Linked DNA regions of Homo sapiens: all the other regions are linked to region 3. Evidence: read pairs that join two places in POLR2A ChIA-PET (ENCODE). Cell type or tissue: HepG2. All regions are shown on one strand. Region 1 has its middle 25 kb from the start of ELF3. Region 2 overlaps ELF3 (E74 like ETS transcription factor 3). Region 3 overlaps LOC105371684 (a long non-coding RNA gene).

Region 1 (8,000 bases), 49 kb before region 3:
TTTACCCAGATTACATTCTATGATCGGACATTACAATCACTTTCTTTCAGAAACCCTGAACTCTCTTGGCCCCTTTTGCTTTGTGTTTCTCACTTGGCAGAACCACAATCTTGATAAAATCCAACCCTCTGTCCGTTCTGAGTATGCACCTGCGCTGATTAACAGACACATTGACTGTTCTCAGTCTAAATTGGTGGTTCTCTGTAGGGAGCAGCTTTGTACCTGGCACCCCCCACCACCCCCACCGCCACCGCCCCTGTCAGGGACATCAGTGTTTGGAGACATTTTTATTATCACACCTGAGGGTAGGTGCTACAGGTATTTAGTGGGTAGAGAGCCCAGCCGTGTTAAGCATCCTGTAGCTCACAGGCCAGCTCCCCACAACAAACACTTAACTGGCCTAAAATGTCAACAGTGCTGAGATTGAGAAACGCTTCTCTAAATTATTGATCATGAATTTCATGTGGGCCCTAGTGTTACCTGACAATCATACTACCTTTCCCAAGTTGACTCACCCTCTTGTTTTCTCAGAGGAATATTTTATACCTTCTCTCTCATCAAAACTTCATCTGCTTTCCACTTCTCACTTGGTGGAGGATCTTGCCTCTTAGTTCACTGAGAAAATGGAAGCGACCAGATGAGGACTCCCTCCAATGTCTCACCCCTGCACCCACCCGCCTACCAGCCTCCACGCCTAAACCCTCTGCCTTCTCTCCTGTTACTGCAGATGACTGGCTGAGCTCCTGGCTGAGGCTAACCCCTCCGCTTGTGCACTAAATCCCCTCCCATCTCGCCTACCCAAGGACAGTGCTCCAGCAACTCTCTCCCTTCTCAAAAATTTCCTTTTTACTTGATTATTTACATTGGCATATAAACGTATTATAATTTCTCCCATCTTAAAAACAGGCTGGGCACAGCGGCTCACACCTGTAATCCTAGCACTTTAGGAGGCCTAAGGAGGATCGCTTGAGGCCGAGAGTTTGAGACCAGCCTGGTCAACATAGGGAGACTCCGGTCTTGGCTCACACCTGTAATCCTAGCACTTTAGGAGGCCTAAGGAGGATCGCTTGAGGCCGAGAGTTTGAGACCAGCCTGGTCAACATAGGGAGACTCCGGTCTCTACAAAAAATTTTTAAAAGTTAGCAAGGGCTGGGCACAGTGGCTCATGCCTGTAATCCCAGCACTTTGGGAGGCTGAGGGAAGCAGATCACTTGAGGCCAGGAGTTCAAGACCAGTCTAGCCAACATGGTAAAACCCTGTCTCTACTAAAAATACAAAAATTAGCTGGGCGTGGTGGTGCACACCTGTAGACCCAGCTACTCAGGAGGCTGAGGCAAGAGAATCGCTTGAACCAGGAGGCAGAGGCTGCAGTGAACCAAGACTGTGCCACTGCACTCCAGCCTGGGCAACAGAGCGAGACTCCGTCTCAAAAAACAACAAAACAAACTTAAGTCATGGTGGCGCACGCTTGTACTCCTCGCTACTCAAGAGGCTGAGGCAGGAGGATGGCTTGAGCCCAGGAGAGAAAGGCTGTAGTATGCTATGACTGCACCACTACGCTCCAGCCTGGGCAACAGAGCGAGACCCAGTCTCTCTCTCTTTTTTTTTTTTTTTTTTGAGATGGAGTTTCACTCTTTGCCCAGGCTGGAGTGCAATGGTGCGATCTCAGCTCACTGCAACCTCCACCTCCCAGGTTCAAGCAATTCTCCTGTCTCAGCCTCCCAAGTAGCTGAGATTACAGGCACCCACCACCATGCCCAGCTAATTGTTGTATTTTTAGTAGAGATGAGGTTTCACCATGTTGGCCAGGATGGTCTCGATCTCTTGACCTCGTGATCCACCCGCCTCAGCCTCCCAAAGTGCTGGGATTACAAGCGTGAGCCACCATGCCCAGCAAGACCCAGTCTCTTAAAAAAAAAAAAAAAACAGCAACAAAAGGAGAGTGGGAGGCTGGGGGAGGGATAGCATTAGGAGAAATACCTAATGTAAATGACGAGTTGATGGGTGCAGCAAACCAACATGGCACATGTATACCTGTGAAACAAACCTGCATGTTGTGCACATGTACCCTATAACTTAAAGTATAATAATAATAAAAAAAAACACAAAAATAATTGTAACCCATTGCCCACCCTAGCCCTGCCCGCCTTCCTATCTTCTTTCTTGGTTTTATTTTTCTCCATAGCATTTATCATGCTCAGACACACAAAATATTTATCTATTTTTGCTGTTTGTAATTGTCTTTCTCCCCCCACTAAAATGAACACTCCGTGAGGGCATGGCATTTTGCCTGCTTTGCTCACAATGTGTATCCCACTGAAGACATCCAATAAACAATTTATCGAATAAATGAATGCATCTACCTGATACCTCATCAAGAAATTGATGACCACTAATTATCATCTTTGAACCTCTGATTGGTGACCTCTGGCAAGGCTGAGGACCTTTAGCTCTAATCAATGGGCAAAAGGTTGACCTCTTTGCTACTGATTGGCTTTTCCTTTTCATTATACCCTTGGGCTGGATGGGGAAGCTGTGTGAATCAACGCTTCATAAGCCTTCCTCTCTGAGAACTAGGGCTTCCAAGGAATTGGATATGAAAAGGCAGAGAGGAAGGAGGAGGATATGAGATGCCAGACGGGGGAGGGTGGGGGGGACAGGTCCCAGAAGAGGTCAGCTGGGACCCAGGCAGGATGGCATTGTGGCTGCGGGTGCCAGAGTCAGCCTGCCTGGGTTAAGGTCCTCAGTCAGCCTTGACTGCTGGGTAATCCGTGGTAAGTACCCACTGCTCCTGCCTCAGCTTCCCCACCTCTCACATGTGGTTGATCCTCACAGCCATCTCTTGGGGTTGTTCTGAAGATGAAATGAGATCATCTATGTAAGAAGCTGGCACTTAAAAGCACAGAGAGGGCACCAAGGAACGTATGGTCTGTCCTTATTTGGGGAATGGGGGTGGAAGGCGCCCAGCAGGGCATGGGGCGTGGTATGGCAGAGCCAGGACTAAGGGTCTGTAGCCTCCTAAATCAGGGCTTTCTCCGCAGGATTTCCCATGTTCTCACCATCTACAGAGTCACTCCCCTCCACCCTGCTGCCCCGTTCCACCAAGTGGCCCTCACACTAGGTGGAGGAGCCCTCACAGATCTCTTTCCTTCAGCCTGCCGTTCTTTCTGCAGCACCAGGGCCCTGGGACCAGCTGGTGGTTTCCACCAGAGCAGCCTCGGGGTGAATTTAGTCAGGAATGTGCCCTCAGCTCAAGAGAACCCTCCCCAACCTTCCACTCCCCATACCCACCCCCGACCGCAGGTTCCCCACCCACCCGTGGCCTGGCCAGCAGCAACCTCCACTAGCTCGCTAGCTCAGTGACGGTGACGTCAGCCCTGCAGTGCAGGCTGGGCTGGTTTACCCGCAAGTTTCACCTCTCCCTGGGGAGACTGGATTACCTCACCCTGGGAGCAGAGTGAATGATTAACCAGCTTCATCCTGGAGGGCCTCAAAGGCCCGTCCTGGGGTGTAGGCCTACAGGGCAAGGGGCTGCATGGTCACATACCCTAGTATGCGGGTTCACATACCCCAGCCGGGGCTGGGGTATGTGACCGCCCCGTCCTTGGCCACTGCCCTCTTATCTGCATCACTGCTCACAAGTGTCATAAAAATTTGTCTACAGCATATATAAATATACATATGACGTGGAAGGCTTCCGATGGCAAATAACATTTTCCATTTTGCCTAAGCTTGGGTGGCTTTTTATTCATCTATTGTTGTTTTAAGTACACATTTCCATCTAAACTTAGATGTATGTTTAGGCTGGCCGCGGTGGCTCATTGCCTGTAATCCCAGTACCTTTTAGGGGGTTGAGGCGGGTGGATCATTTGAGGCCAGCAGTTCAAGACCAGCCTGGCCAACATGATGAAACCTCGTCTCTACTAAAAAATACAAAAATTAGCTGGGTGTGGTGGCAGGCGTCTGTAATCTCAGCTACTCGGGAGGCTGAGGCAGGAGAATCACTTGAACCTGGGAGGCGGAGGCTGCAGTGAGCTGAGATTGCACCATTGCACTCCAGCCTGGGCAACAGAGTGACATTCTGTCTCAAAAACAAAAACAAAAACAAAACAAAAAAAATAAACTTAGATGTATATTTAAAAATTGCTTTTTACCCCTGAAGGTCTCAGCATCCTACCTGCTCTATTCATTAGTGTTTAGATTACCCATGACACCAGAAGGACTTCCCAACCCAGAAAAAGATCCAGGAGTTGATATAAAATATAGAACTACTATAATATTAGCAACTTGGAGCAGCAAGTTCTTGACTTGGGAAAGTAGGAATTCCTCTCATTAAGAGATGTTTGCCCACAGGGAATGCTGCATAGAAAAGAATTTGGCTGGAACTCTTTTTTTCCACTATGACTCCATTCACACTTGAATTGTTTCCTTTTACTTTTCTTTTTCTTTCTTTCTTTTTTTTTTTTTTTTTTGAGACAGAGTCTCGCTCTGTCACCCAGGCTGGAGTGCAGTGGCATGATCTCAGCTCACTGCAACCTCCGCCTCTCAGGTTTAAGCGATTCTCCTGCCTCAGCCTCCAGAGTAGCTGGGATTACAGGCGCGCACCACCATGCCCGGCTAATTTTCACATTTTTAATAGAGATGGGGTTTTGCCATGTTGGCCAGGCTGGTTTTGAACTGCTGACTTCAACTGATCCACCTGTCTGGGTCTCCCAAAGTGCTGGGATTACAGGCGTGAACACAGCATGTTTCCGTTTTCAAAATAAGATATGTCCTAATTGCTGTGAATTTTTAAAAGAGAATTATTTTCCATGACACATTCTGTTTTCAGATGTACTGACTTTAGGAGTTGGTAAATAGTCCTCTAGCAATGCAAATGCAAATTATATATTAAAATATGAATTTTTTTCTCCAGAAACATCACAAGATTCTGGATTTTTAAAATCATAAAGCTAACAAATTATACATATATGTATGTAAAGATGTGTGGTGTGTATTACACACGTGTATAGGTACAAATCTTGAAAGAACACAATGGGGGGGCCAGGCATGGTGGCTCACACTTGTAGTCCCAACACTTTGGGAGGCTGAGGCAGGCAGATCACTTCAGCCCAGGAGTTTGAGACCAGCCTGGGCAACATAGTGAGATCCTGTCTCTAAACAAAACAAAACAAAACAAAACAAAAGCCTGGCATGGTAGTGCATACCTGTTGTCTCAGCTACTCAGGAGGCTGAGGTGCGAGGACCGCTTGAACCTGGGAGGTTGAGGCTGCAGGGAGCCACGATTTCGCCACTATACTGTAACCTAGGTGAGGGAGGGAGATCCTGTCTCAAAAAAACAAACAAAAAAACTATAAAAGAAAGACATTCAATAAAACACATCAGGATTGATGATCATGTATATACTGATTTATTCACAAATATTTAACGAGCTACTATTATCTATGGAGTACTGTGCTAGATACTGAAGGTACAAAGTGGGAAGAGAACAGAGTGATCCCTTCTCTCAAGGCTTTATAGCGTGTGAGATTAGCAGATGACATCCAGTGAACCGCACCATTGAGTGAGGCCTGGCTGCTAGTTAGAGATCAACTGAATCAGGAAGGATAATCAATTGGTTTGCAGGGCTGGGCTGCATGGAGGTATCCAAGGCACAGATGGAGCAGTAGCACCTTCCACAGGCCTGGGGCACACAGGGCCACTCAGCACGAGGGCCCATCCCTGGCAATGAACGTGCTCCTTGGAGAGAAATCTCACATCCCAGTATTTCTGGATCATTGTGCCTAGAGACCATAGTGGTAGGAGTGATATGGTTTGCCGTGTCCCCACCCAAATCTGAACTTGAATTGTATCTCCTAGAATTCCCATGTGTTGTGGGAGGGGCCTAGGAGGAGGTAATTGAATCATGGGGGCCCGTCTTTCCTGTGCTATTTTCGGGATAGTGAATAAGTCTCACAAGATCTGATGGGTTTATCAGGGGTTTCTGCTTTTGCTTCTTTCCCATATTCCCTTGCTGCTGCCATGTAAGAAGTGCCTTTCATTTCCCACCATGATTCTGAGGCCTCCCCAGCCATATGGAACTGTAAGTCCAATTAAACCTCTCTTTCTTCCCGGTCTCGGGTATGTCTTTATCAGCAGTGCGAAAACGGACTAATATGAGGAGTCTGCCTACTGCAACCTTGAGTGAGGATTCTCTGCAAGGACCTCAGTCCTCCAGGGAGATTGGCTCCCTCTCTGTTCTGGAAATGGCTTTGTTTTCAGCCCAAGTCCCTGGGGATTTCCCAATCTCAGTCTTTTCACTGCACAGATCCTGCCCTAAGTATTATCACTGCTGCTGACTCAGAACCTTCAGATATGGGACATCTAGTCATTGGGTTCTACTTGGTTTCTGGGATGTATATGGATCCACAACAGTACGAGGTCCCTTGGATGGCTTTGTTTGGGCACATTCCAAGCCTGCTGGTGCCATTTTCCCACACCAGTCAGATAAGTGTGAGAAAATGGCACCAGCAGGCTTCTAATGCAGCCCACAGATGGGCCACCTATCAGCTGTTTGTCAGGTGTGTACAGAGCAGATGGCTAGCCCTGTGTCAAAGGCCTGGGAGCACTAAGGCTCCCAGGAGAGCTCAGTGGCACCTGCTTGGTTCTTTGGATGGGGAGCTTGCATTTGACCCCTTTTCCACCTCCTCTTTCTCCTGTTCCCAACGTGTGTCCTGAATTTCACAGATTAGCAGATCTAGTTATCCCCACAGACAGAGATGAGGGAGAAGTCCTCTGTTCTCACAGCCTGTTGAATTTCCATCTTTAGTCACCCTGTACCATTGCCACATCTGCAGACATCCTAAATTCTAATATATTTTAATGTTTTCTATTTATTTATTTGTATTTTTTTGAGATGGAGTCTTGCTCTGTTGCCCAGGCTGGAGTGCAGTGGCACAATCTTGGCTCACTGCAAACTCCTCCTCCTGGGTTCAAGTGATTCTCCTGTCTCAGCCTCCCAAGTAGCTGGGATTACAGGTGTGCGCCACCACACTTAGCTAGTTTTTGTATTTTAAATAGAGACAGGGTTTTGCCATGTTGGCCAGGCTGGTCTTGAACTCCTGACCTCAAGTGATCCACCCACTTTGGCCTCCCAAAGTGTTGGGATTACAGGCATGAGCCACTGCACCTAGCCTGATGTTTTCTCTTTAAATAGACTCCCCTTTACATCATAAGTGAAACAAGTCAGACATGAAAGAACAATTATTCTATGTGATACCTAGAATAGGCAAATTTACAGAGACAGAAAGTAGAATGGTGGTTGGTAGGAGCTGTTAGGAGGGGATGTGGCGAGGCAAGAATGGGGAGCTAGTGTTTAATGGGTACAGAGTTGCAGTTAGGGAAGATGAAAATGTTCTGAAGATGGGTGGTGGAAATGGCTGAACCACAATGTGGCTATCCTTTTTTTATTATTATTATTAAGATGCAGTGTCTTGACCAGGCTGGAGTGCAGTGGTATGGCTCACCCCACCCTCAATCTCCTGGGCTCAAGTGACCTTTGACCTCAGCCTCCCAAGTAGTTGGGACTACAGGCATGCACCACCACACCCAGATAATTTTTAGCTTTTGTATAGTGATGAGATCTCCCTTTGTTGCCCAGGCTGGTCTCAAACTCCTGGGTTCAAGTGATTCTCAGCCCTGCAAAGTGCTGGGATTACAGGTGTGAGTCACCGTGCTCAGCCTCCACAATGTGAATATACTTTAATGCCACAGAACTGTTTTTTTAAAATGGGACCTACAGCCAGGCGTGGTGGCTCACGCCTGTAATCCCAGCACTTTGGGAGGCCGAGGCAGGCAGATCACGAGGTCAGGAGATCGACACCATCCTGACTAACATGGTGAAACCTTGTCTTTACTAAAAATACAAAAAATTAGCTGGGCATGGTGGCGGGTGCCTGTAGTCCCAGCTACATTGGAGGCTGAGGCAGAAGAATGGCGTGAACCCTGGAGGTGGAGCTTGA
Region 2 (8,000 bases), 66 kb before region 3:
ACCTCTGCCTGCCGGGTTCAAGTGATTCTTGTGCCTCAGCCTCCAAGTAGCTGGGATTACAGGCACCTGCCACCATGCCCAGCTAATTTTTGTATTTTTAGTAGAGACGGGGGTTTCACCATGTTGGCTAGGCTGGTCTCGAACTCCTGACCTCAAGTGATCCGCCCGCCTCAGCCTCCCAAAGTGCTGGAATTACAGGTGTGAGCCACCGTGCCCAGCTCCCTGGCCTTAAAAGTCATGTAATTTAATGATCAGACCCCAGTCACAGCCATAGGATACAAAGAAGCAAAGGCAAAGAGCCCTGTGTCCTGGGCACGGTTACAGGCCAGTGTAGGGAAAGAGCTTCTGCTTGCCAGTGTGAAGAACAGAGGAGTTTAGGAAGTGTGAGTCAGGCTCAGCTTAGTCAGGCAGAGACCAGTGGGCATGGGTTACCTGGGGGTAACGCGGGCCAGGTGGGCGGGCTGGCAGCCTGGGGCCCATTTCCTGCCAAAGCACCTCTGACCATCCTTCTCTTCACCCAGGTACTACTACAAACGGGAGATCCTGGAACGGGTGGATGGCCGGCGACTCGTCTACAAGTTTGGCAAAAACTCAAGCGGCTGGAAGGAGGAAGAGGTTCTCCAGAGTCGGAACTGAGGGTTGGAACTATACCCGGGACCAAACTCACGGACCACTCGAGGCCTGCAAACCTTCCTGGGAGGACAGGCAGGCCAGATGGCCCCTCCACTGGGGAATGCTCCCAGCTGTGCTGTGGAGAGAAGCTGATGTTTTGGTGTATTGTCAGCCATCGTCCTGGGACTCGGAGACTATGGCCTCGCCTCCCCACCCTCCTCTTGGAATTACAAGCCCTGGGGTTTGAAGCTGACTTTATAGCTGCAAGTGTATCTCCTTTTATCTGGTGCCTCCTCAAACCCAGTCTCAGACACTAAATGCAGACAACACCTTCCTCCTGCAGACACCTGGACTGAGCCAAGGAGGCCTGGGGAGGCCCTAGGGGAGCACCGTGATGGAGAGGACAGAGCAGGGGCTCCAGCACCTTCTTTCTGGACTGGCGTTCACCTCCCTGCTCAGTGCTTGGGCTCCACGGGCAGGGGTCAGAGCACTCCCTAATTTATGTGCTATATAAATATGTCAGATGTACATAGAGATCTATTTTTTCTAAAACATTCCCCTCCCCACTCCTCTCCCACAGAGTGCTGGACTGTTCCAGGCCCTCCAGTGGGCTGATGCTGGGACCCTTAGGATGGGGCTCCCAGCTCCTTTCTCCTGTGAATGGAGGCAGAGACCTCCAATAAAGTGCCTTCTGGGCTTTTTCTAACCTTTGTCTTAGCTACCTGTGTACTGAAATTTGGGCCTTTGGATCGAATATGGTCAAGAGGTTGGAGGGGAGGAAAATGAAGGTCTACCAGGCTGAGGGTGAGGGCAAAGGCTGACGAAGAGGGGAGTTACAGATTTCCTGTAGCAGGTGTGGGCTTACAGACACATGGACTGGGCTGGGAGGCGAGCAAAGGAAGCAGCTGAGACTGTTGGAGAACGCTTACAAGACTTCATGCAAGCAAGGACATGAACTCAGAACACTGAGGTCAGAAGCATCCTGCTGTCATGACACCGCTCGAGTGACCTTGACCTTGACCAAGTCTGTCCTGTTTAGGACTGATTTTTCCTATTAGGCTAGGGTTTGGACCTGATGTTCTCAAGATGTCTAGAATTGCATGGCTGGCCTTGTGGAATAGATGGTTTTGCATTCCAGCCAAGTGTGCTGTAAACTGTATATCTGTAATATGAATCCCAGCTTTTGAGTCTGACAAAATCAGAGTTAGGATCTTGTAAAGGAAAAAAAAAAAAAAACAAAACAAAATGGAGATGAGTACTTGCTGAGAAAGAATGAGGGAAGGAGTTGGCATTTGTTGAAAGTGTAGTCTTTTTCTCTTTTTTTTTTAATTGCAACTTTTACTTTAGATTTAGGAGGTCGTGCGCAGGTTTGTTACATGGGTATATTGTGTGATGCTGAGCTTGGGATGCGAATGATCCTGTCACCCAGGTAGTGAGTATAGCACCCAGTGAAACTGTAGTCTCATGCCAGGCACTGTGCTAGCCCACTCTGGCTCATTTAATCCTCTCCTAAGAAGAGAGGAGACACAGCGTCCCCATTTGACAGATGCAGAAAGAGGTTCCACAGGTGTGCCTTGATTCTGTCCTAAAACCGTTTCCCGGAAGCTTTTCCTGGTGTGGGCGCTTCTAACCTAATCCTCAATCGATTCCAGAACTATTACTCTGTTTCCACAGTGATACTGTGTCTAGGTTTTAGGGAGGACAGTTCATTGATGTTACTTAAGAATGCTTTCCAGGTGGAAAGTTCCTTAAGTTTGAGGCTTCAAATTCCATACAGCACATTAAAATCCCATTCATGAGTTTGAAATACTGCTCTGTTGTCTTGGAAATACCAATCAGATTGTTGGCTGAAGTGATGTGGATAAAGAAGGGATCTTAGAAAAACTAAAGCTTGTGTGTGGATTTCTGGAAATGCAGCTTGCTCTGGAGAAGCAAGGAATGGTGGAAAAGGAGAGTGGGGAAGTTGATTGGAGAGGAAAGTGAGGTCATGAGAGAAACCAGAATCCTGGAGCCATTTGGAAAAAGGCTTTTACTTACATTTCCCTTCTGAAGTGTGAGCCAGTTAGACAAAGGGGATGCGGGCCAGGGCGTAGGTCTAGCCTCAGAAGCTGGGGAAGCTTTCACAGCTACTTAGTCTAAAAATGACCCCATTTCTTGGAAATTATGCATTAGACTCTGGTCTAGTTTCCCTAGCCACAATATCTCGGGGTCCTTGCACCCTTAAAAGAGGTGACCCAGCTGGGCGCGGTAGTTCACGCCTGTAATCCTCGTACTTTGGGAAGCCAAGGCGGGAGGATCACGAGGTCAGAAGATCGAGGCCATCATGGCCAACACGGTGAAACCCCGTCTCTACTAAACATACAAAAATTAGCTGGGCATGCTGGCACGCGCCTGTAGTCCGAGCTACTCAGGAGGCTGAGGCAGGAGAATCACTTGAACCCAGGAGGCGGAGGTTGCAGTGAGCTAAGATCATGCCACTGCACTCCAGCCTGGTGACACAGGGAGACTCTGTCTCAAAAAAAAGAAGAGAGGTGACCCAGTGTGGCCTGAAGTCACCTAGCCAAGAAGTGGGGGAGGGGCCTCTAGAGCCCGGGACATGCTTGTTCAGCCTCCCTTGACTCCCAGCCTCTTCAGCTTCTAAAGGAGATCCTAGCAGGGAGGAGGGCTGGGAATATGGCGCTCAGCCCCTTCACCCTCTTCTGGAGGGCTGGGGGCAGGTGCTGCCCGCTGCGTGCTGACCTTTGCCCTGCCATTTGCAGTTTATGAGGCGCTTTCCTCATCCCATTATCTCATTTGATCCGCCCCACAGCTCGCTGAGGAGACCAGGTGTCCCCATTTTACTGACAAGGCTAGTGGTGGGCTGAAGTCACTGACTGGGTGAGAGCGGGGCCAGCTCACAGCATGCCTGCCTCCACGCTGCAGCTCAGTGAGACCACCTGGGCAGGTGGCCTCTGCAGGGCAGCGCCTGGGACAGCCTGGAAGACGGCAGCTCTGGGAGGGACGCCTTTCTCCCCAACAGTTCTCTGCCCTCTCACCCCTCAGGATGCTGCAGAGTCCTGGCACGGGCCCCTGGGCTGGCCTCCGTGCTGCCCTCTCTGTCGGGCACCAGTCACCCTTACCCCGACTCTCACCAGCCCAGGGGCCTCCTAGCAGGAGACGGCCCGGTCTCTCGCCCACCAGAGTCTGCATCCCCTCAGGTGTGTCCTGGGCTGGGGAGTGGGGGTGGGGAGGAAGCCACAGGGCCGGGCTGTTTATATCCCGCCCTGCCGGAGCTGCTGGTCACCTCTTATCTGCTTCTGTGGGATTGGGTGTGTCGCTGAGCAGGTCAGAGGGAGGTCACCCCTCCCGTCGTGTTTGGGTGTGCCTGAGGAGGGGCTGGGGTTGGCCCCCTGGGACAGTTCCTGGCTTATCCCACAGCCCCACCTGTCCCACCAATTCTGGGGAAGTCTGGCTTCTCCTGGGGGAAGTGGGTGAAGGGGTTGCATTTCTGAGGAGTCTGGTTTCAATCTGCTCTCTCTCTCTGCTGTTGTCTGTTTACACATCTCTCTCTCTCGCCGGGCTGTGAGCACCTCTGGGCAAGTGCTGGGGCTTACTCACCTCAGCACCTTGCACAGCGCCTGGCACAGAGGAGGTGCTCGATAAATATTTGCTAAATGGCCCCGTGACTCTCCCTGCCCTGGCCACTACCTCCCCCACACACCACACACATTCATACACACTCATGGGAACCAAAGTCACACACACTCACACTCACAAAGATAAATATTCACAAGCCCTCACTCACATGCCCCTGCACGCACTGCAGACGCTGCCTGCTCTCACACACTCGCATGGACCGTATTCACAACCTCACACACTTGCACACACCAGCGCACGCAACACACTCCCACCTCACAGTCTCACATAGCCACACCCAGGCCTGCCTGCACGACTCACCTCCTCCCTCGGGGTCCTTCTATGAAGCATTTCCTGACCTCCTCTTTGGCCCTTTTCCCCCACCAGATGGGTTCAGCCCTTGCCTCCAGTCAGGACAGGCCTGGTAATTTGCAGAGCCCAGTGCAAAGTGAAAGCCTGGGCCCTTGTTAAAGAATTATTAGGCTGGGCGCAGTGGCTCATGCCAGTAATCCCACACTTTGGGAGGCCGAGGCGGGTGGATCGCCTGAGGTCAGGAGTTTGAGACCAGCCTGACCAACATGGCGAAACCCCATCTCTACTAAAAATACAAAATTAGCTGGGCGTGGTGGTGTGCGCCTGTAATCCTAGCTACTCTGGAGGTTGAGGCAGAAGAATCGCTTGAACCTGGGAGGCGGAGGTTGCCGTGAACCAAGATCATGACACTGCACTCCCGCCTGGGCAACAAGAGAGAAACTCCATCTCAAAAAAAAAAAAAAAAAAGAACGATTAAAAATTTCAAAATGGCAACAGCAGAGAAGAGCATGAACCATGCGCGAGGTGCAGTCCTCCAAGCGCAGGGCCCTGTGGGACCACCGCACAGGTTGCACTCAGGAAGCCACCCCTGCCTCCATTTGCCACTGGCCTATAAGAGCTCCACTGAACTACCCACCATGCCTTCTACTACAGATATGTTTGCCACAGTCACAAAAAAATCAACAAGTTGTCAAGTTTTTTGCTTTTTGTTTTTGAGACGGAGTCATGCTCTGTCCCCCAGGCTGGAGTGCAGTGGTGCCATCTCGGCTCACTGAAACCTCTGCCTCCCGGGTTCACACCATTCTCCTGCCTCAGCCTCCTGAGTAGCTGGGACTACAGGCGCCCATGACCACGCCCGACTAATTTTTTGCATTTTTAGTAGAGATGGGGTTTCACTGTGTTAGCCAGGATGGTCTCGATCCCCTGACCTCGTGATCTGCCTGCCTTGGCCTCCCAAATGTTGGGATTACAGGTGTGAGCCACTGCGCCTGGCCCAAGTTGTCAAGTTTTTAAAAGTAGGAAAATTTTCTCAGAAAAAAAACCTGAATTTGTGGCTTGTCTTTTTAAAAAATTGGCTGGGCCAGGTGACTCACGCCTGAAATCGCAACAAGGGGAGGCCGAGGCAGGAGAAGTACTTGAGCCCAGGAGTTCAAGACCAGCCTGGGCAACACAGGGAGACCCTGTCTCTACAAATAATTTTTTAAAAATTAGCCAGGAGTGGTGGTGTGCACCTGTGGTCCCAGCTACTCAGGAGGCTGAGGCAGGAGGATCACCTGAGCCTGAGAGTTCAAGACTGCAGTAACCTCTGATTGCACGATCCAGCCGGGGCATGATTTGTAACTTTGAGCAAGTTACCTTCCTTTTCTGAGCCTCAGTTTCCTCATCTACAAAATGAAGATTGTTCTACTTGGAGTGCTTTGTCCTACAAGTCACCAGAGTGAGAACTGGTCTCAAAAAAATTTAAAAATAAAGATAAATGTGAAAAAAAGAATCAGAAAATTTGGCCCAGCTAGGTCAGCTCTCCCTGGACCACAATCTGTCACAGTGGAGTGAGGCTGCTCCATATAGTCTTTGCATGTAGTTTACCACCATCTCCACCATGCAGTACCTGTGTGGCCCCAGAAGCACTAAGTTTTCAACCCCTGGTTAAAAACATCTATGCTTCTCTCACCTACTGCTCCCAGACTAGGAGCATGTTTTGTACCCCCTCTACTTGGCAAAAGGATGGCTCGTTGGGCATGTCAACAAGTAAATTAATGAAGTGGGTTGGGGGGGATGGGAGGATGCTCATGAGTATGGAAGCCCAGCCAGTTCCTTCTATTATGAGGGCCTGGGGTGGACACCAGAGCCTCTGATACTTACTGGGAAGTATTGAGTTTTCTTACTTCCAAAACCATTGACTTTTAACCCAATTCAGTGCATGGCATAGCATGGGCCCTCATGCACACTGGACTATCTCTGCATGGTCTTCTGGGCTGTAAATGGCTGCTTAACCCAGAGTGTCCAAAGATGCCACCACTGCCCAGCAGTCTTGTCCCATCCCCTCTCTCTGCTGAGGGAGGAGAGTTGGCAGAACTTCATTTGTCCATGTAATAGCTCTGCATATATTTCCCCCTCAACCCATCTCTTTTCAGGAAGAACAAGCACCTTAAATTAGTCCTTACATCGGCCAAGTGCAGTGGCTCATGCCTGTAATCCCAGCACTTTGGGAGACAGAGGCAGGCGGATCACCTGAGGTCGGGAGTTCGAGACCAGCCTGACCAACATGGAAAAACCCTGTCTCTACTAAAAACACAAAATTACCCAGGCGTCGTGGTGCATACCTGTAGTCCCAGCTACTTGGGAGGCTGAGGCAGGAGAATCGCTTGAACCTGGGAGGCAGAGGTTGCAATGAGCCGAGATCACGCCATTGCACTCCACCTGGGCAACGAGAGCGAAATTCCGTCTCAAAAAAAAAAAAAAAAATTTACTCCCTACATCATAACTACCAGTGATTTGTAGGACAGAGCACTCAATGTAGAACACTCTTCACTTTGCAGATGAGGAAACTGAAGCTCAGAAAAGAAAGGTAACTTGCTCAAAGTCACAAATCATGTTGAATGGAGCCTGAGCTTCATGTTGACAGCTGACCGCTTACTGAGTATCTACTAGGTGCCAGGCAATGTGTCAAGTTATTGCTTTACATACATCATTCATTCTCTCTGTGTTCATTAACTGTCTGCTGTGTGCATGGCTCCATGCTGTGTGCAGAAGACCCAGTAGGGAAGAGGTCACCCAGGGGGAGTAGGAAGCCTAGGCTATGGCCTGGCACGGTGGCTTATACCTGTAATCCCAGCACTTTGGGAGGCTGAGGCGGGTAAATCACCTGAGGGCAGGAATTTGAGACCAGCCTGGCCAACATGGCGAAACCCCATCTCTAGTAAAAATACAAAAATTAGCCGGGCGTGGTGGCGGGTGCCTGTAATCCCAGCTACTTTGGAGGCTGAGGCAGGAGAATCACTTGAACCCGAGAGGAGAAGGTTGCGGTGAGCCGAGATCACACCACTGCACTCCAGCCAGGCGACAGAGTGAGATTCCATCTCAAAAAAAAAAAAAAAAAAAAATTCCTGGTGCAGTGGCTCAGGCTTGTAATCCCAGCACTTTGGGAGGCTGAGGCGGATGAATCATGAGGTCAGAAGTTCAAAACCAGCCTGGCCAAGATGGTGAAACCGCGTCTCTACTAAAAATACAAAAAAATTAGCCGGGTATGGTGGCAGCTGCCTGTAATACCAGCTACTCGGAAGGCTGAGGCAGATAATTGCTTGAACCTGGGAGGCAGAGGTTGCAGTGAGCTGAGATCATGCCACTGCACTCCAGACTGGGTGGCAGAGTGAGACTCCATCTCAAAAAAAAAGAAAAGAAAAGAAAGAAAGCCTAGGCTAGAGCCTAGGAAATTCCAAAGACATCTATATAAACCTCTC
Region 3 (8,000 bases):
GCTGGCCTGAGGATAGAGCTGTGGAACCACCTCAGAGAAGAGACTTCCAGGCAGGGCTCAGAACACAATTCCCCAAAGTAAGGCATGCTGAGTATTTTGAACTAAAGGAGATGGGAAGGCCTCGGAAGCAGAGTCTCTCTGACCTCCTGCCCTGCTGCTCACCTTTCTCTTTCAAGGCAAGTCACAGAAACCAGAATTCCTCTTCCCCAAGGCCATAGAAACTAGAATCCCTCTCCCAGAAAGCAAAACCTAGAGAGGTCATTTTCCCTCTCTCCCTTCTCCCTTAAAGACCCTCATCCCAGAGGGGTCCTTCCTCATGCCTAGGAAGAAGAAATGCTACACAGGCTGGGCACAGTGGCTCACGCCTGTAATCCCAGCACTTTGGGAGGCCAAGGCGGGCAGATCACTTGAGGTCAGGAGTTTGAGACCAGCCTGGCCAACATGGTGAAACCCTGTCTCTACCAAAAATACAAAAATTAGCCGGGTGTGGTACCATGCACCTGTAATCCCAGCTACTCAGGAGGCTGAGGTGGGAGAATTGCTTGAACCTGGGAGGTGGAGGTTGCAGTGAGCCAAGATCATTCCACTGCCCTCCAGCCTGGGCAATAGAGTGAGACTTCATATCAAAAAAGAAAAAGAAAGAAAGGTTACACAGAGAAGCCAAGGAGAATCAAGCAGACAGGCCTTGCTGTTTCCTCTCTCAGTCACTGAGCATTAGATCATACCCCTTCATCCAATCACATTTCTACACAGCTACCATTCCTCATCAACCTTTAAGCATAAACTCAGACAGTTTTCCCCAGGTCTTTGGGTCTTCATTTCTGAAGGCTGTCTCAAAATTTTTTAAAAATTTTATTGAAATGAGGTCTCCCTATGTTGCCCAGGCTGGTTGTGAACACATAAAACTTTGATCAAATAGTCCAGGCCCAGTGGGTCACACTTGTAATTCTAGCACTTTGGGAGACTGAGTGGGAGGATTGCTTGAACCAGCCTGGGCAACATTGTGAGACACAGTCTCTATGAAAATTAAATTTAAAAAATTAGCCAGGCATGGTGGTGTGCACCTCTAGTCCCAGCTACTCGGGAGGCTGAGGTAGGATGATCACCTGAGCCCAGGAGGTCAAGGCTTCAGTGAGCTGAGATCCCACCATGCACTCTAGCTTGGGCTACAGAGTGAGGAAAAACAAACACAAACAAACAAAACCCAACTTTGATTAAATAAATCTGTTACGTTTTCTCTTGTTAACCTCCTGGTGGGTGAGAAAAGTGATCACACTTTTCTGCCTTTATAAAGGCCAGCAGCTGGAATGTGCGGCTCCTGTGAGGAAAGCCAAGGGGGCCTGTGCAGATGGAACAGAGCCAAGGGTGCGGGGGTGGAGATGAAGTCTAGGGCAGGGGCAGATAGCACCGGGCTTTTGTAGGACTTTGGCTTTTACAGGTAAGATGCAGAGCCATGGAGGGTTTGAACTCTCTGGCTGCTGTCGGGGGGCCTTGTGTCCTGTCTCTTGAACAGAACACTAATTTCCTGGGGGCAGGACGCACACCAAAGCCCAGTCAGGGGCTCTGTTCTGGTCAGCGGGCCAGCCTTGACCCCACAGTCCCACAGCCAGCCAGACCTGAAGGTGGGACAGAGGTCCCTGGACTGCCTTTTTGGGAGGACTAGTTTTCTTTCTTTTTTTTTTTTTTTTTTGAGATGGAGGCTTGCTCTGTTCCCCAGGCTGCAGTGCAGTGGTGTGATCTCGGCTCACTGCAACCTCTACCTCCCAGGTTCAAGCAATTCTCGTGCCTCAGCCTCCTGAGTAGCTGAGATTACAGGCGCATGCCACCATGCCCCGCTAATTTTTGTATTTTTAGTAGAGACGGGGTTTCGCCATGTTGGCCAGGCTGGTCTTGAACTGCTGACCTCAGGTGATCTGCCCACCTCAGCCTCCTGAAGTGCTGGGATTACGGGAGTGAGCCACCGCCCGGCCTGGGAAGACTAGTTTTCATGTGTATTTGTAGTAGGCCTGCTTTTGATGCTATCTCAGTGCATTGCATTGAACTCTGCATTTATTCATATCCCGGGCTATCAGCTTTTTTGTTTGTTTGTGTGTTTGTTTGTTTGTTTGTTTGTTTGTGACAAAATCTTGCTCTGTTGCCCAGGCTGGAGTGCAGTGACGTGATCTCGGTTCACTGCAACCTCTGCCTCCTGGGTTCAAGTGATTCTGCTGCCTCAGCCTGCTGAGCAGCTGGGATTACAGGCGCATGCCACCATGCCTGGCTAATTTTTGTATTTTTAGTAGAGACAGGGTTTCACCATGTTGGCCAGGCTGGTCTCAAACTCCTGACTCAAGTGATCCACCCATCTAGGCCTCCCAAAGTGCTGGGATTACAGGAGTAAGCCACTGTGCCTGGTCAGCCACCTTCAGCCATCACTGGCTTGTCAGTTCTTACGTATTCCACTTCCGCTTGATTGTAAGCTTCCTCCGGGGAAGGACGGGGTCTCCCAGACATTTGAATTAACGGTGATCTTTGCAAAAAGCCAGGAACCCCTGTGGGTGATTGCTGGCAGGGAGACAAGCTACACAGGAAAGAGCAGGGATCTGTCTGTGGCCTGGGGGTTAGGAGACCTAACAAAAGTTTTCTCACTCGGAGGCTCGGTCTCCCCATCTGTAAAAGGATATGGACTGGACTACATGGATTTTTTTTTTTTTTTTTTTTTTTTGAGAAGGAGTTTCGCTCGTGTCGCCCAGGCTGGAGTGTAATGGCACGATCTTGGCTCACTGCAACCTCCGTCTCTCAGGTTCAAGCAATTCTCCTGCTTCAATCTCCCCAGTAGCTGGGATTACAGGCATGCGCCACCATGCTGGGTGAATTTTTGTATTTTTAGTAGAGACGGGTTTTCACCATGTTGGCCAGGCTGGTCTCGAACTCCTGACCTTAGGCGATCCACCCGCCTCAGCCTCCCAAAGTGCTGGAATTACAGGCATGAGCCACCGCACCTGGCCGATTCTTTTTTTTTTTTTTTTTTTTTTTTTTTTGAGACGAAGTCTCCCTCTTGTCCCCCAGGCTGGAGTGCAGTGGCAGGATCTCAGCTCACTGCAACCTCCGCCTCCCGGGTTCAAGTGATTCTCCTGCCTCAGCCTCCTGAGTAGCTGGGATTACAGGCGCCTGCTACCACGCCTGGCTAATTTTTGTATTTTTAGTAGAGACAAGGGTTTCACCATGTTGGCCAGGCTGGTCTCGAACTCTGGCCTCAGGTGATCCGCCTGCCTTGGCCTCCCAGAATGCTGGGATTACAGGTGTGAGCCACCACACCTGGCCAAGGCCGATTCTTAAATTATGTTTGAAATACTAACAGAATCAGGCCAGGTGTGGTGGCTCACGCTTGTAATCCTAGCACTTTGGGAGGCCAAGGCCGGTGGATCATGAGGTCAGGAATTCGAGGCCAGCGTGGCCAAGATGGTGAAACCCCGTCTCTACTAAAAATACAAAAATTAGCTGGGCGTGGTGGCGCATGCCTGTAGTCCCAGCTACTTGGGAGGCTGAGGCAGGAGAATCACTTGAACCGGAGAGGCGGAGGTTGTGGTGAGCCAAGATCGTGCCATTGCACTCCAGCCTGGGCGACAGGAGCGAAACCCCGTCTAAAAAAAAAAAAAAAAAAAAAGAAATACCAACATAATCTATAGATACCTCCAGAATAATGAGTTGGTGCACAAAACTTTGCGTGTGACTGAGAGGAACAGGTTCACAAGCCCCTAAATTTGTCCCTAAGAGCTTGTCCAGTTCTAATAATGTGATTTTTGTGCACCGATTGTAGCACTAGCCCAGAAAGGCTCCAACCTTGGAGGACAGACTTGGTTTTAATCTCCAGGTGAGTGATTTAGGACTTGTTTTTGTTGCGTTCTGGAAAAGGTGTGTGGATATGTTTTTGGAGGCAAAGGAGGAGTTTGTGGTCTGGAGCCTGCATGTTTTCAGCCTCCAGGCCTGGTTACGTTGGCTTGATGGAGAAGGGAAGGCCCACGTGGGAGTGGAGCCAGCCAGTCTTTCCTGTGTGGGCGATGCAGGGGACGGTGGGGAGGGCCACAAGGTGGAGGAGGAGGAGGAATCGCGAGGTGGGAAGGGGCTGGGTGGTGACAGGCAGAGGGCTAGAGAGCTGTGGGCAGAACAGGGACCCCGTCCCATGTGTCTCTGGGCAGAGATTCACTCCACGCCAAAGCAAATAGGGAGAAGAGGCCCCTGTGAGTCTGAAGGGTGGTTCCCCCCTTGACTGAAGATCCCGGAGATGGGGGGTGGCCCTGGGCCAAATCAGGCACCTCCCTTTCTCACCAGGTAGTGCCTCCCTGCACGTTCACACCCAATGCTGTGTTGTCAGGGGCTGTAACCTGAGCCCTGGGTGCCAGGAGGGGGAGACCCACCCGGTCCTCCTCCTGTCCCCCCCAGCTCCCTTCCCTCTCCAAGGGCTCACACAGGCCCAGCCCATGGAAGAAATGGTGTTCTCAGTGGGTTTGGAACAGGTAAAGATTAGGAGCAGATGACAGGTTGTCAGTGGCTTCGAGGGCAACTACATAATCCCCAGCACCCAAGCTGCAGTGCACTTTGATCCAGCCTCTGAAGGCTTGATTATGAGACACAGCCCATGTTTCCATAAAGGGGAGAACAATTGTTTCCAGCACAGACAAAGGACTCTTTGTATAGCCCTGGGACCCGAGCCCCAGGAGGCACTCGGGGAGAGGAAGGACAGCCCCACCCCGGGTAGGGAAGGGGGTAGGGGCAGGGCAGTGCTGGGTGAGGCAGCTGCCTGGCTCCCATTGAGCTTGCCCATGATGGGCAAAGGGCATTAATGATGTCCCGCTGCTGGCACAGGGGCCTCAGACAGGGGTGAAAGGGGGCTTTTTTCTGAATTGCTCCAGCCTCATGCTCAAAATGCATGCAGTTTTATCTTTGTCGAGGCCGATGTTGGGGTATCTAGTGCCCCCCTACATTTGGGGAAGGGCTGGCTCCTCATTGGCAGGTTTCCACATCTATCAAACAGGCAGCAGGGTAGGGAGCAGGATTTGCTGTGCAGAGTGGGAGTTAGAACTTAGAGAGCATTTGGAAGTAGGCATGAAGAAGGGGCACGTTGGGATGGGGACGAGGTAGTGAGTCTGGATGCAGCAGTGTGTGTCCCTTGTGGAGCTGCCTCCTCCTCCTCCCCCCAGCCCTCACAGTTTCCCTGGGGCCTGAACATAGGATGACCTCAGAGTTTGCAAAACAAATCCGACTGTTGGAGAGCGTGAGGACTTTGCTTTGCTCCCCTTTCCTGCTTGGGAGAGAAGTCTGGATTGGTGAGGGCTTCTGCCCCCCTCATCCATTTGTTAGTTAAATCCAGCCCCTTCCCTGCCTCCCATTCCTTCTGTCCACATGTCAGGAGGCGTGGGCTGGGCCCTAGGCTGGCCTCCCAGTCAGAGGCAGCCATAGTGCAGGGAGTTGGCTTGACCCTGAGAAATTCCAGAAACACATCTGTTTAGGAGGATGAAGGCCAGGTTTGGGATCTTATTGGGGCTGCACCTGTGGAGACCAGAATGGCTCATTTTAGGGGGAAGGTAAGTAGAAAGTGTTAAATGCCAGCTCCTCAAAATCACTAGTACAATCTACTGATATCACAAAGCACAGTTTATTGCTCACCTTGGTGAGGGAGACAGAGATTTGGCAGTCTCTCCAAGTGGGGAAGGTAAGGTTGTTGGAAGTTTGGTTTAAGATGGATCTTGCAGTGCAGGGGCTTTGATTAGGACTGGGTAAGGATCGCCATTTCACAGTCAAGAATTGGTACAAACATCAAGGCCAGGATTTTTGAGACAAGGGATTCAAACAATGTTAGGAAGCAAGCTCAAAGTAGATGCTTCCATTGAAGATTTGATGGTTTTGTGGGAAGTTCCCCTAGTGAACAATCAGGTCTTTTACCTGGGCGGAGTCTATTGGAATAATAAAGTTATGCTAATGAAGACCATGGACTAGCAAAGTCACGTTAATGTAACCATCAGTTGTGTCTGTAGTAGGTAGTTTCCATTTTAGGTGTAAGTTTAGAGGGTGTGAGGGTAAAAGCTCTTTAGGGGCTGGTCTGGAGTTTGGGGTGGGGAATGGCAGGAGGGTCTATGGTCCTGAACAGCAATGACCAGACTGCAGGGCAGAGGCAGAGACACGTTAGACTGGAGAACTGGAGGGAGAGGAACTCCAGCTGACCCCAGGAGAGGTCAAGACTCAAGCATGTGAGCTGGAAACCAGGCCTGCAGGTGCCAAACCGGTCCCTGCCCGTGAAGACAGGCTGTATTGACTTTGGCAGCCCCACCCTAGCCTCCTCCCACCCCAGAAGGGCTTGAAACTGACACTGGGCCATGAAGGGGGCTGGAGATGTTCCCAACCCAGTCCTGCTCAGGCCGGCCATGGCTGGCTGCTACCCTGGCAGAGGGAGCCAGAGGGTGTGTATGGGGGAGGGAGGGAGGGATGTTCCCCTGGGAGGCAACTGGTGGAGTCCAGGGCTGGGGGCCATCAGGAATATATGAGTGGCCTCTTGATCTCAGACTGAGGACCCAGACAGACTAGGCAGTAGGTGAGAACAGATGAGTTTGGGGGACATCAGCTGTTCTCTTTATGGTGTAACTATGATTTCTTTTTTTTTTTCTTTTTTTGTGAGACAGAGCCTTGTACTGTTACCCAGGCTGGAGTGCAGTGGTGTGATCTCAGCTCACTGCAACCTCCGCCTCCTAGGTTCAAGCGATTCTCCTGCCTCAGCCTCCCGAGTAGTTGGGACCACAAGCACACGTCACCATGCCCAGCGAATTTTTGTATTTTTTAGTAGAGACGGGGTTTCACCATATTGGCCAGGCTGGTCCCTATGATTTCATATGAGCTGAAATCTACATATGTACTAGTCATCACAACACATCATTTTATTGATAAACTGAGGCATGGGGAGCATCGATGACTGATCAGGCAGATGGGTTGGAATTCAAGGTCCAGTCTGTGGCTTCAAGGCGAACTCTGCTGTGCCCCTTGGCAGCATCCTCCTGGGCTACTCAGGCATCTCATTCCTGCAGATGGCAAGAGGGGAGCTCAGATCACTCCTGTCTTGTCAAAGGGAGGAGGCGATAGCCTGAAACAGATCTGGGAAGAGGAAAGAGAATGAAGAGCGTGAGAAATGAAGAAGAGGGAGGGCAGTCAGTCCAGAGAAATAGGCAGGGACAGAGACAGGGAGGAAAAGATGAGAGGAGATGAAGAATATGTGTGTGTGTGTGTGTGTGTGCATGTGTGTATAAAACTATTACCAGCTTTCCAAATTTGATAAGTCATGTTCATTTCTATTGCCCCTTTTCAGAAAAAGATGGGAACAAGTGAAAGGGGACCTAAGAGGGCTAGTTAGGGACACAGGGAGAGCACAGCAGAGGGAAAGAGGCAGCTAGGAAGACAGGACAGAGGGGTAGAAGGGGTGGGGGAGATAGACTGAGACATCTGCCTTCTCCTCTGGGCCAGCTCTCTCCAGCTCGTCACCATGGTGATGGCTGCCCAAGGACTTTGTCCAGCTTCTGCTGCCCATGGGAAGTTATCTGGCCAGGATTTTGCTTTGCTGCAGGCTGAGAGATGAGGGCAGAGGTAAGCAGGGAGTTTAATGGGTCAGAGATACTGAGGGAGGAATCAGTGGGACAGGGCCATATGGGTGCCCTGGGCTCTGAGCAATCGGATTCGAGGGATGCTCTCCTCAGCAGAGTACTTTCTGTCTGGTGACAGGGGACTTTCTATTTTCCCTAAATGGAGAGAAATAGAATGCCTGGACCCTATGAGAAGGTAAGAGCCACATTCCTTGAGAAGGCCAATTGTGGGGAAGGGAAGGGAGGGGAGGAGAGTGAGACCTGGGCTGGACCCTGAGGTGTCTCAAGCACCAGATCCTGACCTTCATGTCATCTCTCATCTATGCCTCGGCCTCCCCAAAGGGACTAAATTATAACCACAGCAAAACATAGCAGCCATTGTACTGAAAACACACT

What was found. Peaks named below come from ENCODE experiments on the same cell type or tissue, not always from the same donor. Only the 100,000 strongest peaks of a DNase experiment are listed, where the experiment ranks them.
Region 1: POLR2A ChIA-PET joins it to region 3 with 30 read pairs; 9 of 35 experiments call an interaction of 5 or more read pairs at or near these places.
Region 2: POLR2A ChIA-PET joins it to region 3 with 21 read pairs; 12 of 35 experiments call an interaction of 5 or more read pairs at or near these places.

What each region holds. Positions count from the first base shown.
Region 1 is chr1:202,031,591-202,039,590 of GRCh38, forward strand. No RefSeq gene overlaps it. Among named protein-coding and RNA genes, the nearest start is that of ELF3, 25 kb to the left of the region's middle. In HepG2, no CTCF peak of the experiment used is centred here; a DNase peak (open chromatin) is centred at 3,451; H3K4me3 peaks cover 906 bases.
Region 2 is chr1:202,014,688-202,022,687 of GRCh38, forward strand. It overlaps ELF3 (E74 like ETS transcription factor 3), which reads left to right. Exons shown (of 9, transcript NM_004433.5): 9 at 522-2,496. The coding sequence ends at 636. Among named protein-coding and RNA genes, the nearest start is that of ELF3, 8.1 kb to the left of the region's middle. RefSeq lists an enhancer at 3,246-4,014. In HepG2, no CTCF peak of the experiment used is centred here; DNase peaks (open chromatin) are centred at 4,194 and 4,584; H3K4me3 peaks cover 1,123 bases.
Region 3 is chr1:202,080,843-202,088,842 of GRCh38, forward strand. LOC105371684 (a long non-coding RNA gene) reads right to left here. Exons shown (of 2, transcript XR_001738375.2): 2 at 6,885-7,049. Among named protein-coding and RNA genes, the nearest start is that of GPR37L1, 38 kb to the right of the region's middle. RefSeq lists enhancers at 3,819-4,578, 4,579-5,338, 6,220-6,364 and a cis regulatory region at 6,287-6,298. In HepG2, no CTCF peak of the experiment used is centred here; DNase peaks (open chromatin) are centred at 1,352, 4,619 and 5,259; H3K4me3 peaks cover 1,701 bases.